2 separate regions of the Homo sapiens genome follow, and region 2 is linked to region 1. A link is a contact called in ENCODE Hi-C or POLR2A ChIA-PET data. All regions are on one chromosome and are shown on one strand. Each heading gives the region's core, a stretch centred on a gene start or an enhancer-like site at or near the end of the contact. The rest is flanking DNA. Distances are from core to core; before and after follow the strand shown. Region 1 holds the start of TIMP3 (TIMP metallopeptidase inhibitor 3). Region 2 overlaps SYN3 (synapsin III).

Region 1 (5,181 bases), core at 2,137-4,636:
GCAACCCCCCTCAGCCCTGCCAGCCACCTTTGCAGAAGCCACACACGCGCACACACACACACACGCACACACGCACATTTTCAGAAAGCCCTTGGCACAGCCCACCCCTTCCTGAGCTGGACAGAGCTGCCAGGGCAGATTTGCCCGGGCCGAGGCCGCCTTCTTCATCTCCAGCCCCCTCCCATTCCTCTTCTAGAGTCAAGGTTTTGTCAGGAGTTTCAGGGGCAATGACTGGCCAGGGAGGGGGACCACAGACATCCTGCCTGCTGCCAAGTCCCTTTCTTTCCCCCACAGTGTGTCTTATAAGCCGGCATGTAGTTTATTCTTCTCCTAAACACTTCCATAGGGTGCAGGGCCTGGAGTTGCCATAGAAACACCTTTTAACTCCTCCTCCCCCAGAATGCCATGCCAGGCCCTAGGACTTTGGGGAAAAAAGACAAAAAGAGACACCTGTGGATGAGCAGAGACAGGAGGAAAGGCCATCGGGCAGCCCCCCGGAGAGGACCAGGCCAGGCCTCCTGTGCCTTTTGCTAGGCCAACATGGCACCAAGCCATGAAGAGAAAACCACCATGATGGTTTTAAAACAGGAAGTTGATGGGCTGATGTGAACACCTTTAGGGGGCTACAAAGTTGACTGGTGGGGTTGTGTGGGTCCCAAGGAATGGGGAGCTCCTTCATATTTGTTTGAGGGCGAGAATAGACAGTTTCAACCCAGACTGGAAACCAGAAAGGCTCTGAGCAATGAAACTTGGGAGCCAAGTACTGGACGCCAGCAGGGTGCTGTGCAAGGCGAGGGAGGTCGGCAGGCAAGCAGCTCACACCCACACCTCCCATTTTAAAAGCATTAGCTCATCCCTGCCACTAGTGCAGCTCACCAAACCCAGGCAGAACAATTTGGGATCCGTGCCAGAGCATCGAAGATTTTTTGTTTCTTTTTTTCTTTTTGATTCCACAATCTCCTGGTCTTTGGCTACTTCCTGGTAACTTAGATTTTCTCTGAGAAATTTATGAAGAGGAGCGAGGGAGCTATTTCTTGTTTCAATCCAGAGAAATTGTAAGAAACTTTCTGCATTGCTCAGACCCACCGCAGGAAACCTAAGCAGTAAGCAGACGGGAAGGCCCCCATTGGAAGCAGGATCTACTCATGCTTGTTTTCACTTTTCCGTGGTCAATTTTTAGGGTAGAAACCCCAAAGCAAAGGGCAAGGGGGAAGAATGGGGACCTACTCCCACTACATACCAAAAAAACGCAAGTGAAGTCACCCAGCCCATTTTCCAGCAGAAAAGGACTTGGGCTGCACCCCTGCACACCCTGATTCCACCTGCCAGCCTCCTGGCCGCACGTGTGTGATCCTGCTGGGCAAAACCAGAACTCAGCTGCAGCAGCAACTCCCCACACTAATCAGGTGGGAATGTTACCAACTGGGATGAGGAGGGAAAGGGTAAGTGGAATGTGGGTGGAGGTGGAGGAGGGAGGAAAACCCTCCCCAGTCTTCAGGCTGCCCAAAAGGATCTTTCTAAGCAATCCACAAATCCTGGGCCAGCTGGGTTCCCCCAGGAGAGGGGAGGATGTACCATGCAGGCCCCAGGGAGCCTCTTACAAGGGTGACCTCAGGTCACACAAACACCCTCAGCTGCCAACTGCACTGACATTCTGGTCACCACACCCCCACTCTGACCTCTAGGCTCAGCCCAGCCCACCAGCAGTGCCCCTCCCGGCCCTCACTGCCTCCCCTGCCAAGCTCCTACCTCCTCCCCCTCCTCACCACAACACGCTGGTAGAGTCCCTCACCCAAGACTCAGTGGAAAATTTCCTTCTCCTTTATGACTGTACTTAAAACACACACGCTCCATTCTTCACCTCTGAATCGACACAGGCAGAGGGCGGCAAGGCTGTCCCACCCCACCGCCCAGCCCAGCCCAGTGCACACACACACACTCTCCCAGCAGAGCCACTGGACTTGCACGCTTTATGGGCTGGAAAGGAGGAGAGAGATGTTTCCCAGATGCCACTCCACCTTTAGCCATCCAAACACAAGTGTCCCAAACACTCCCAGACAAGCCTCCCAGGATGCTCTCGGGGCCCTCCATACACACTAAGGAGTAGGAGGTCTCTTTACAGGGTCTCTCTACTCAAGACACTAAGTCCAGTCTGGAACTGTCACCGTGATGTGACCCTTGGCAGGTTTGTTCTTTTGGTGACAAATCTGTTTTCCACTACCCATTCTCCCCCTCCCCACACACATTCAAGGGGGAAAAAAATAGCCTTCCTGTGAATTTTCACAGCTATGTGGTGAGTGACCCCTCGCACCTTCTGCTGGCTATCAACACTCTCAAACACAGTGCCTCCAGGGCGTGGGTCAATGCCACAGCTTTCTCCTCATTTTCCCCCTTAAATCCACCCAAACTTGGCAGTCCCAGAAGCTCGGTTAGCGCTTGCCTGGGAAGCCTGCAGCTGGGTTGGGTCTCAGTGAAAAGAATGAATTTCATAGGCGCAGGAGATGATGCAGACTCGGAGTACTCCAAGTTTCTCCTGCAACTTTCCGTGCACATGGCGGGCAACTTTTTTTTTTTTTTTTAACTATTCAATTTCCCAGCACTTTAGTTAGCATTCCAAGTTTTGGGAACCCTTTCCCCACCCTTCTCTTCTAGCCCTTCCTCCGTTAGTAGTGAATGGGGACATTTTCCAGATGTCAAAAGGACCGGTAGGAACCTCACGACCTAAGTTAGGAAAGCAAAGGCGGCCAGGGGCTCCCTCAGCCACTGTGAGTTTCCTCTGCAGGGCATCTTCCCCTCTCAGCTATGCCAGCGCCCCCGCCCAAGGACATCGAGTTTCTCCACTCCGCCCCAACCCCGTCTGCCCCTCTCCTGGGGCAGAGGAAAGGAGTGGGGCTCGCCCTGCCTCCCTAAGCAGCGCTGCAGTCCTGGCTGCAGCGTGGGGCTCGGGCGGGGCACCAGGAGCGCTTACCGATGTCGGAGTTGCAGAAGGCGTCCTGGGGGTGGCTGGGCGAGCATGTGCACGCCTCGGCGCCCCAGTCCCCCAGGCTCCAGCTGCCCAGGAGCACGATGAGCCCGAGCCAAGGGGTCATTGCCGCTGCTGCCGCCGCTGCCGGGGCTGCTGCTCGCCTCTCCAAAGTTGCCGTGCGCGCCGCCGGCGGGGCTGCTGCAGCCCGAGCTCGCTCGCCCGCCGGGCCGTGCGGGGCAACCTTGGCCTCCGGCGCGCTGCCCTCCGAGTGCCCGGCGGGACGGGATGGGGCGCAGCGAGGCTGCCTCGGCGCTGGCGCAGGACTCGGCGGGCGGCCTCCCGGCGAAGGAGCAGGAGCTGGAGGAGCAAGAGGAGGAGGAGAAGCCGTCTGAGCGCCCGCCGCCTGCCTGCTGCCCGCTCTGCGCCGCTGCCTGGGCGGCCGAGTGATATAGCGCTGGGCCCCCGGGGACCCCGCCTCGGGCTGTTGGGGCCCGCCCCCTCAGACCAATGGCAGAGCCGCATTACCTCATCGGCCCTCCAAAAAGGGGGCGGGGCCGGGGGCAAGGGGTAACGGGGCGGGGCCGCCCCCGGATCGTTCAGATCCTTATAGGGAATAATGCCGCCGTGGGCACGCGAGTGGGTGGGCTGGGGCGCGCCCGGGACCGGTGCTTGCCGCTGGGTCCTCGGAGCGGAGCCCTCGTGCCCCTTCTCGTCTGCGCCCTGGCCCCACGCCCACCTGGGCCACTGGGTGTCTCTGACCCAAACCAGAACCAACTAACACCCACCCACCCCAGCAGGACCGCTTCCACAGGTGAGGGGTGGCCATGTCCTAGAGACCTTGACTGTGCTTGGTGGAACCAGCGGGGGAATGCTAACTGCTACCCCTCCAGTTTCTCTGGAGAGAGCAGGCACAGAGGAGAAAGACCCAAACTCTCTCTCTTTCTCTCTCTCTCTGGTTCTTACTCTCTGGGATATGGGAAGCCATCTGCTGTTTGCAGCTGGCTATGATATATGATAGAAGACTGTTTTCTGTGCTCTCCCAGAGCAAACGGGGTTCTGTATTCATTCAACAAACACGGTTCAGGATGCTGGGTTAAGCAACACAAAGCCCTTGCCCCCGTGGACATCCATGAATGCACAGGGTGATTTTCTGTGATGCTAGGGCTATGAAGAAAACAAAACAGAGTTCTGGGTTGGACATGACTGGGGAGGGCCTGCTCTCTCTGCGATAGTAAGGGAAGGGCTCCCTGAAGTGCCATCCTCGCTGAGAAGTGGACAAAGACAAGGATCAGCTCTGGGGCAAGCCACAGGAGAGAGGTACCAGGCAGGGGGAACAGCAAGTGCAAAGACCCTGGGCATGTTTGAAAGACAGAAAGTAGAAAGGCAAGAGGAAGTGGTTCCCTGCCCATGGCTGACAGAGCTCCACCCTTCAGCAAGGGATTTGGGGGTGAGCTGATCCAAAACTGTAGTAAAACCAGGAGAACGATCCAGGATCCTAGACGACTAGCTATAATAGATGATTGCAGATAACTAACACAATTACTATCCTTATTATTGACATCTTGATTCTGCTTTGTATTTTTAAAAGCAGGATTCTGTATCTCACCGTATTATAGCTCTCACAATAATCTTTGTGGGTAGGAAAAGCAAGCACAAGTATCACTCCCACTTTCCAGATGAGGAACCGGCACAGAAAGATGGGATGATTGGTGGCCAGCCAGGAACTCGTCACCCCTTTCCACTGCTCCTTCCCATCTGAAGAGAGACATGCATTTCCCTGAACGTCAGCAGCTGTTCCATCTAACTGCAAATGGCCATTTGCAGCTGGGATCTTCCATCTTTCTACACTTTTGTCTCTTTCCCTTTCTCTTCCGCTTCATCCTGTTAGAAATGCCACAAGTTTGGAACAAATAGAAACAGGGAGAAATGCAAGTTCAGCTTCTTTCTCAGAACTCCTCTGTTTACATCTCAGACAAGTGACATTGGGACAGCAGAGGCCGAAGAATTCGTGAGAGATGGTATTTCCAAGAACATTTTTGAAACTCCTTTTTCCCCTTTGAGCACTTTAGCCATAGGAAAGGGAAACCAGTTTCCACATCTTTTTGACTTGTCCCCTCCACCCAGCTTTAAAAACCTTCCCTGCCTTCACTCTAACTGTGGCCTAACTCGTAGAGATGTTTCTGTCTCTCGATGTTTTTCTAGCACTGTTTTCATTG
Region 2 (5,005 bases), core at 569-3,068, 49 kb before region 1:
TTCACCTTCACCCCACAGCCCAGCTAATTTCCAAGTTTGGGATTGCAATAAGCTCTCTCAACATTCTAACACCCTGCTCCCTCACACACACACACATATCGCAGGTCTCTGTGTACTGAAGTGTTCCTGAGAGATGGGTCAGAGGCTCCAGAGTTAGCAGACGGGAGAAGGTCTGCCTGCCTTCCATCAGTGAGAGAAGAGAGAGGTCAGACAGGGCGGCTCGGAGTCTCAGGTTCTCCAAGTTCCTTTAGTCCTGCTCTAAGGAAGCCCTTGCTCACCCCTTCTGACTCTCTAGGGTAGACTGTCTAATCTGCTAGAACAAAGTCTCCCAGGGACCAGTGCCAAAACTCATGCAGGCTTGCCTCTCTGGCCTCTCTCTCTTCCCTCCTACAAAGATTTTTCTGATACACCCTTTGCAGGATATTACAAGTCCAGCCCTACACTGCTGGATGATAAACCAACAAACCCAAACTGACCTCTTTTTGTTCCCTGGGAACTAAAAACATATGGAGTGGGCATTTATATACCCCAAAGTGGGTAGGAATGATGAATCAGCCTGCTGCTCCATACTGTATTATCTCCTTATAGGCAAAGACCCTGTAGTTTTGCTCAGGTTTGCCACTTTGTGGCCATATAATCTTAACAGTTATATGACCTCCCAGGTCTCAGTTGCCTCACCTGTCAAACAGAGGACAAGGTGTTATCTATTTTACAGTGTTAGTATAAGTACTGATCTATGCAAAGACCTAGCAGAATGCCTGGCACTAAGCAATTGCTCAGTAAATGTTAACTGATGCCAAGTCTTATCATAATTATAAGCAGTGTTATCTTTGTATCCCCAGTTCATAGTACAGTACTAAGCACAGAGAGAGGGTGGGAAGGAAGCACGAGAGGATGGATGGACGGACTATTACTTCTAGCCTGTATCTTGTCTGACTTGCAGGCTGGTACCTAGAGACAAGCAGATTCCAGTGGTGTCTCTGGATAGAAGGGCACTGACCAGTTCTATGGATCATGATACCCTCTATGGAGGGTCAGAGTGAATGAAAGGCATGAGATGGTGACTGATGATTAAGATGGCAGGGAGATTTGGGAGTCATATAAAGAACACAGGATTGGGAAGAAATTCCGATGCCTCAGCTTGGGGATCAGATCTGCCCTTAGTTAAATGCTTGACTCTGAGTAAGTCATTTCCCCTTTGCGCCTCTGTCAGAAGTAAGACGAGGGATCCTACATCTAATTCCCAGCACCATGATTCATGAGCTCAGGCGAAGGATGGTGAACCGAAAGCCTAAGCCCACCAGTCTGGGAGTGGGAGTGTGTCTTCTAAGCCCACCAGCCTGGGAGTGGGAGTGTCTGATGCTGATAGGCTAGCAAGTGTTGTTTGGTCTCTAAACAACCACCCGTGGCTGGTCTGACACCAGCAAGGGGGAATGGGACATTATGTCCACAGGAAGGGCCTCTGGTCACCCTGGTCTCCAGGCCCTGATGGTAGGAAGGAAACCAGGCAGGCTTAGGAACTGCTGCCTCCCAGCTATTTCCCTCTCAGCTCTCTGCTGACCACCGAGTGTCTCGTAATGAGGATTGTTCCAGACCAGGCAGGTTCGTGTGTTTTCTGAACCTCTGCTTTGGTCTAATATGCTTTGGCATTCCCGCGCTGTCTGCCAGAGGTTGCAAAGTGGGCTTTTTGCGTTGTTGTTGCTCTTGCTGGTTCCCCACCCCTGCCCATTTTTCTCTCCCCAGGGCTGTCTGAAGACATAAGCTGGTCTCATGACCAAGCTTAGGCAGCCAAGGGCAACTGGCCAGGGCTGACTCTGGACATTACATAACCAGAAGGCTGTGGATGTTTGCAAAATTGAATCCAAAGCAACAGGTTCCACAAAATTAGTACATCCAGCCTCAGGACACAGGAATAAGAAAGCCTGGAGGTTGGCCTTGGGGATGGTTGGGTACCACCGTGGGCTGCGTCACTCCTCCACTCCCTTCTACCTGGACATTGCGGCTTGTCTCCTCTGGGGAGTTTCCAGGCCTGTGGGGTCTCACCCTCATGCCCGTATTAGACAGATAAGCATTCACCAAGTCACTTTTGCATGCCAGGTCCTACCCTAATTGCTAGGGATGCAAATATGAGCAATAAGTTAAAGGGCTGGACAGTTCCTGTGGACCTCAGCACACCCCACATTGAACTTCTGATGAGTCACACACATACCTGCCTCTTCTCTCCCAACCTGACTCTAGTTCCTAAAGATGGAAACTGTATCTCCCTCACGGCCTCCCTGGCTCCTAGCTGGGAGCTCTGCATGTAGAGAGGTGCTTACAAAGATGGGGTGATGAACCAGTTGCTGAGTTATTCAAGGTGAAGCCCCAGTCTTCTGTGCTAAGGCAATCACCAGTACACCCTTCCATTGTATACCACCCGCTCCTCCTTACAAGTAACATGGCCCGCATCCCAGGGTGCTTAGAATGCCTGAGCTAGAGAGGATGTTAGGAGCACCAAGCCCAACCCCACACTGTTAACAGGTGGCAAAACTGCGGCCCAGGAAAAGGGACAAGCCCAAGGTAAGCAGGCTATTTAGGAGTAGAGGTGAGACTAGGAGGCAGGTTCTCTAGATTTCAAATCTGGTGTTCTTTTTCTTAAGGGCATACCTCCTTCCTGTACTTCATGATGTTCATATCCTCAGTAATATGTTTAATGATAAGAATATGCTTAGCAAACATTGCTAACTATCTAGGATGCAAGAAGACAATCAGCTGGGAAAATAGGGAAAGAAGGTGAAGTTCCTGCCTTGGGATGAGGTTCCTGTGATCAGCACAGTTTCCATGTAAAGATTTGAGGGCTGTAAACCTAAGCTGTAACCTCAGTGGCTGCATGAAACCTGTAAGCACTGTTGAGTCCCAGATAGTCAGAGCTCAGAAGAGTTCATAGAGATGATCTAGTCCAACCCCCTCATTTCACAATTGGGAAGATTAAAGCCCAGAGAGGGGCAGTGACTTGACCAAGGTCTCATGGTTACGAGCTAACAAGGCTATCTGCCATCTGGCTCCAGAGCTCAGCTTCCTAACAAGTGCCTTGGAGTGACTCCACCTGCATGGGCTCTTGGACAAGGCAGCCCCATGCCCCCTCCCTACCCATCCCTTTATGCAGCCTTAGCAGCTCCCTCTCCAGCAGGCAGAAGGGCTGGGTCTGGCTGGTGCTTAGACACACACCCCAGTTCCAACCCACTTTGCCTCCCTTAGCCAGGACTCTTCTGGCAAAAACCCAAAAACCTTCCCGGAGCCAGGGTGATGACATTACCTACCTTCATCTGCTTGATGGTGTAGACCAGCGTGCCGAAGGGCCCCTCCTTTACCAGCTTCTTCCCCACCACCTTGGCCCGGATCACTGCAGAGACAGAAGGAGACAATAAGAGGTTAGGAAGGCCTGAACCACATCAGGAACAGCATCTCAGGGCGGGCACGCTAGCCTCTGTGGAGCCTGGAATTGCACTCTTACCTTGGAGCCAACTGGAATAGATGATTGTGTTTACAAGAGTGGGAATTCCCTGGGGTGAGAGGGAGGTTGGAGGAAAAAGAAACAGCCACCATTCAAGTTAATTACCCCAAATATTCACAATTGCCAGCTCCAGAACTTCCAAGGCTATAGTCAACCCCCGCCGACCCTGAGGATTTTCTTGACTTTGTGACTTTACCATAATCCAAAACCTACTTCTCCTGTTAGAGCCATTGTCCCCCCTCCCTTGTCCATCTGACAATGCCATGGTCTCCCAGATCTGTTCTCTTTCCACTAGGACCCCTTTCTAACCACCTCATTTGGGGCTCTTCCTTTGCATGCATTAATTCACCACATCTTGACATGTCTACAGGGTTGTGGTGCACCCTAGCTTCCCACAGTGCCCCCAGTTAGCATTCTGATTGAGCCCTTGGTATCCAGTGCTTAGATAGCAAGGGATGCAATAGAGTCTGAGCTCTATGGGGATGTGGTTAGAAGAAGGAGCAATTGGGAGTCGGGGCTCAGGAGCCAGACAGAACTGTTCCAATCTCAGCTCTGCTGTTTATGGCTATTGCGACTGTATGCAAGTAAGTAACTTTGTTTCTGGCCTCCTCTTCTATAAAACAGGAATCATAATGATACTAATCTCTTGAACTGAAGGGATTAGTCAAGATGACAAATGTGAAACTCTTGATACTGTCTTGGACATAGTTTGCACTAGACAAATATTATTAATATCATCATCATTATCATCACCAAAAATGAAATGGGCTAACCATGGAAGGGCTGTTCCAATGAAAACAGCTCCCATTTATTGCACACCTACTATGTGCCATGTACATTTCACTTATTTACTGCTCTTAACTGTCTTACAAGGGCAGTATTAGCATCCACATGATCTAGATAAGGTAACAGACCAAGAAGTGAAACCACTTCCTCTTTCTGAGCCTCAATTTTCTCATCTATAAAGAGGGTATAACTCTCTTTACATCAGGGAATTGGAATCAGGATTGAACGAAAGATCTTATGAAATTTCCCACTACAATGTCTGGCAGAAAGGATTTACCCAGTAGATACTAGTTAACTATGAATACAAAAGTAATTACACCCAGTGGGTTGAGGGCTGAAAGAGAGGCATTTACCACATGCACTGGGAACAGAAAGAGGAGAGGACTTGACTTTTAGATTCTACAAGGTTGTGCTTCTCTTTCTACGTTGTGTGAAAAAGAAGCACCCAAGAGCTGTCTTCAGGTATTTGTAAAATTGGCACATGGAGGAGCAAATGGACAGGTCTTGAATACCAAAACTGGAAATTGCAGAGAGTAACATTCATTGGCTCAACCAAAGAAAAAAATCGTCTAATAATAAGAACCAGCAACAAAAGGCAGGGGGGCTGCCATTAGGGCAGAGAGTGCCTCTATCAGGGGGTGTGATGAGGGTGCTGGATACTTCCATGCTAAGACCTCAACAGGAATTGGAATGGGGCTTGCTTATGCAGTCATACTTTGAATTACA

What was found. A loop is a pair of places that touch in the nucleus more often than their neighbours do. ChIA-PET counts read pairs that join two places held with the same protein, here RNA polymerase II (POLR2A). Pooled maps may share reads with other maps.
Region 2: a map of heart right ventricle shows a loop between it and region 1 (10-fold over the local background). The contact joins the enhancer-like site here to the promoter of TIMP3 in region 1. A Hi-C loop is called at or near these places in 29 of 168 maps with a recorded cell type or tissue (GM12878, Right ventricle myocardium inferior, Right ventricle myocardium superior and 13 more) and 20 of 50 pooled maps. POLR2A ChIA-PET finds 5 or more read pairs at or near these places in 4 of 52 experiments (AG04449, AG04450, MCF 10A and 1 more).

Annotation. Positions count from the first base shown.
Region 1 is chr22:32,799,910-32,805,090 of GRCh38, reverse strand. TIMP3 (TIMP metallopeptidase inhibitor 3) reads right to left here and starts at 3,386. Exons shown (of 5, transcript NM_000362.5): 1 at 2,969-3,386. The coding sequence starts at 3,089. All of the region lies in intron 6 of SYN3 (synapsin III), which reads left to right.
Region 2 is chr22:32,847,829-32,852,833 of GRCh38, reverse strand. The region is part of intron 6 of SYN3 (synapsin III); the gene reads left to right. It overlaps TIMP3 (TIMP metallopeptidase inhibitor 3), which reads right to left. Exons shown (of 5, transcript NM_000362.5): 2 at 3,300-3,382. Among named protein-coding and RNA genes, the nearest start is that of TIMP3, 49 kb to the right of the region's middle. Within about 2 kb of position 1,818, at least 19 of the 41 ENCODE cell types and tissues checked have a DNase peak (open chromatin) inside an H3K27ac peak, as active enhancers do; they include ascending aorta, gastrocnemius medialis, heart left ventricle and 4 more, where a contact is called at or near this core.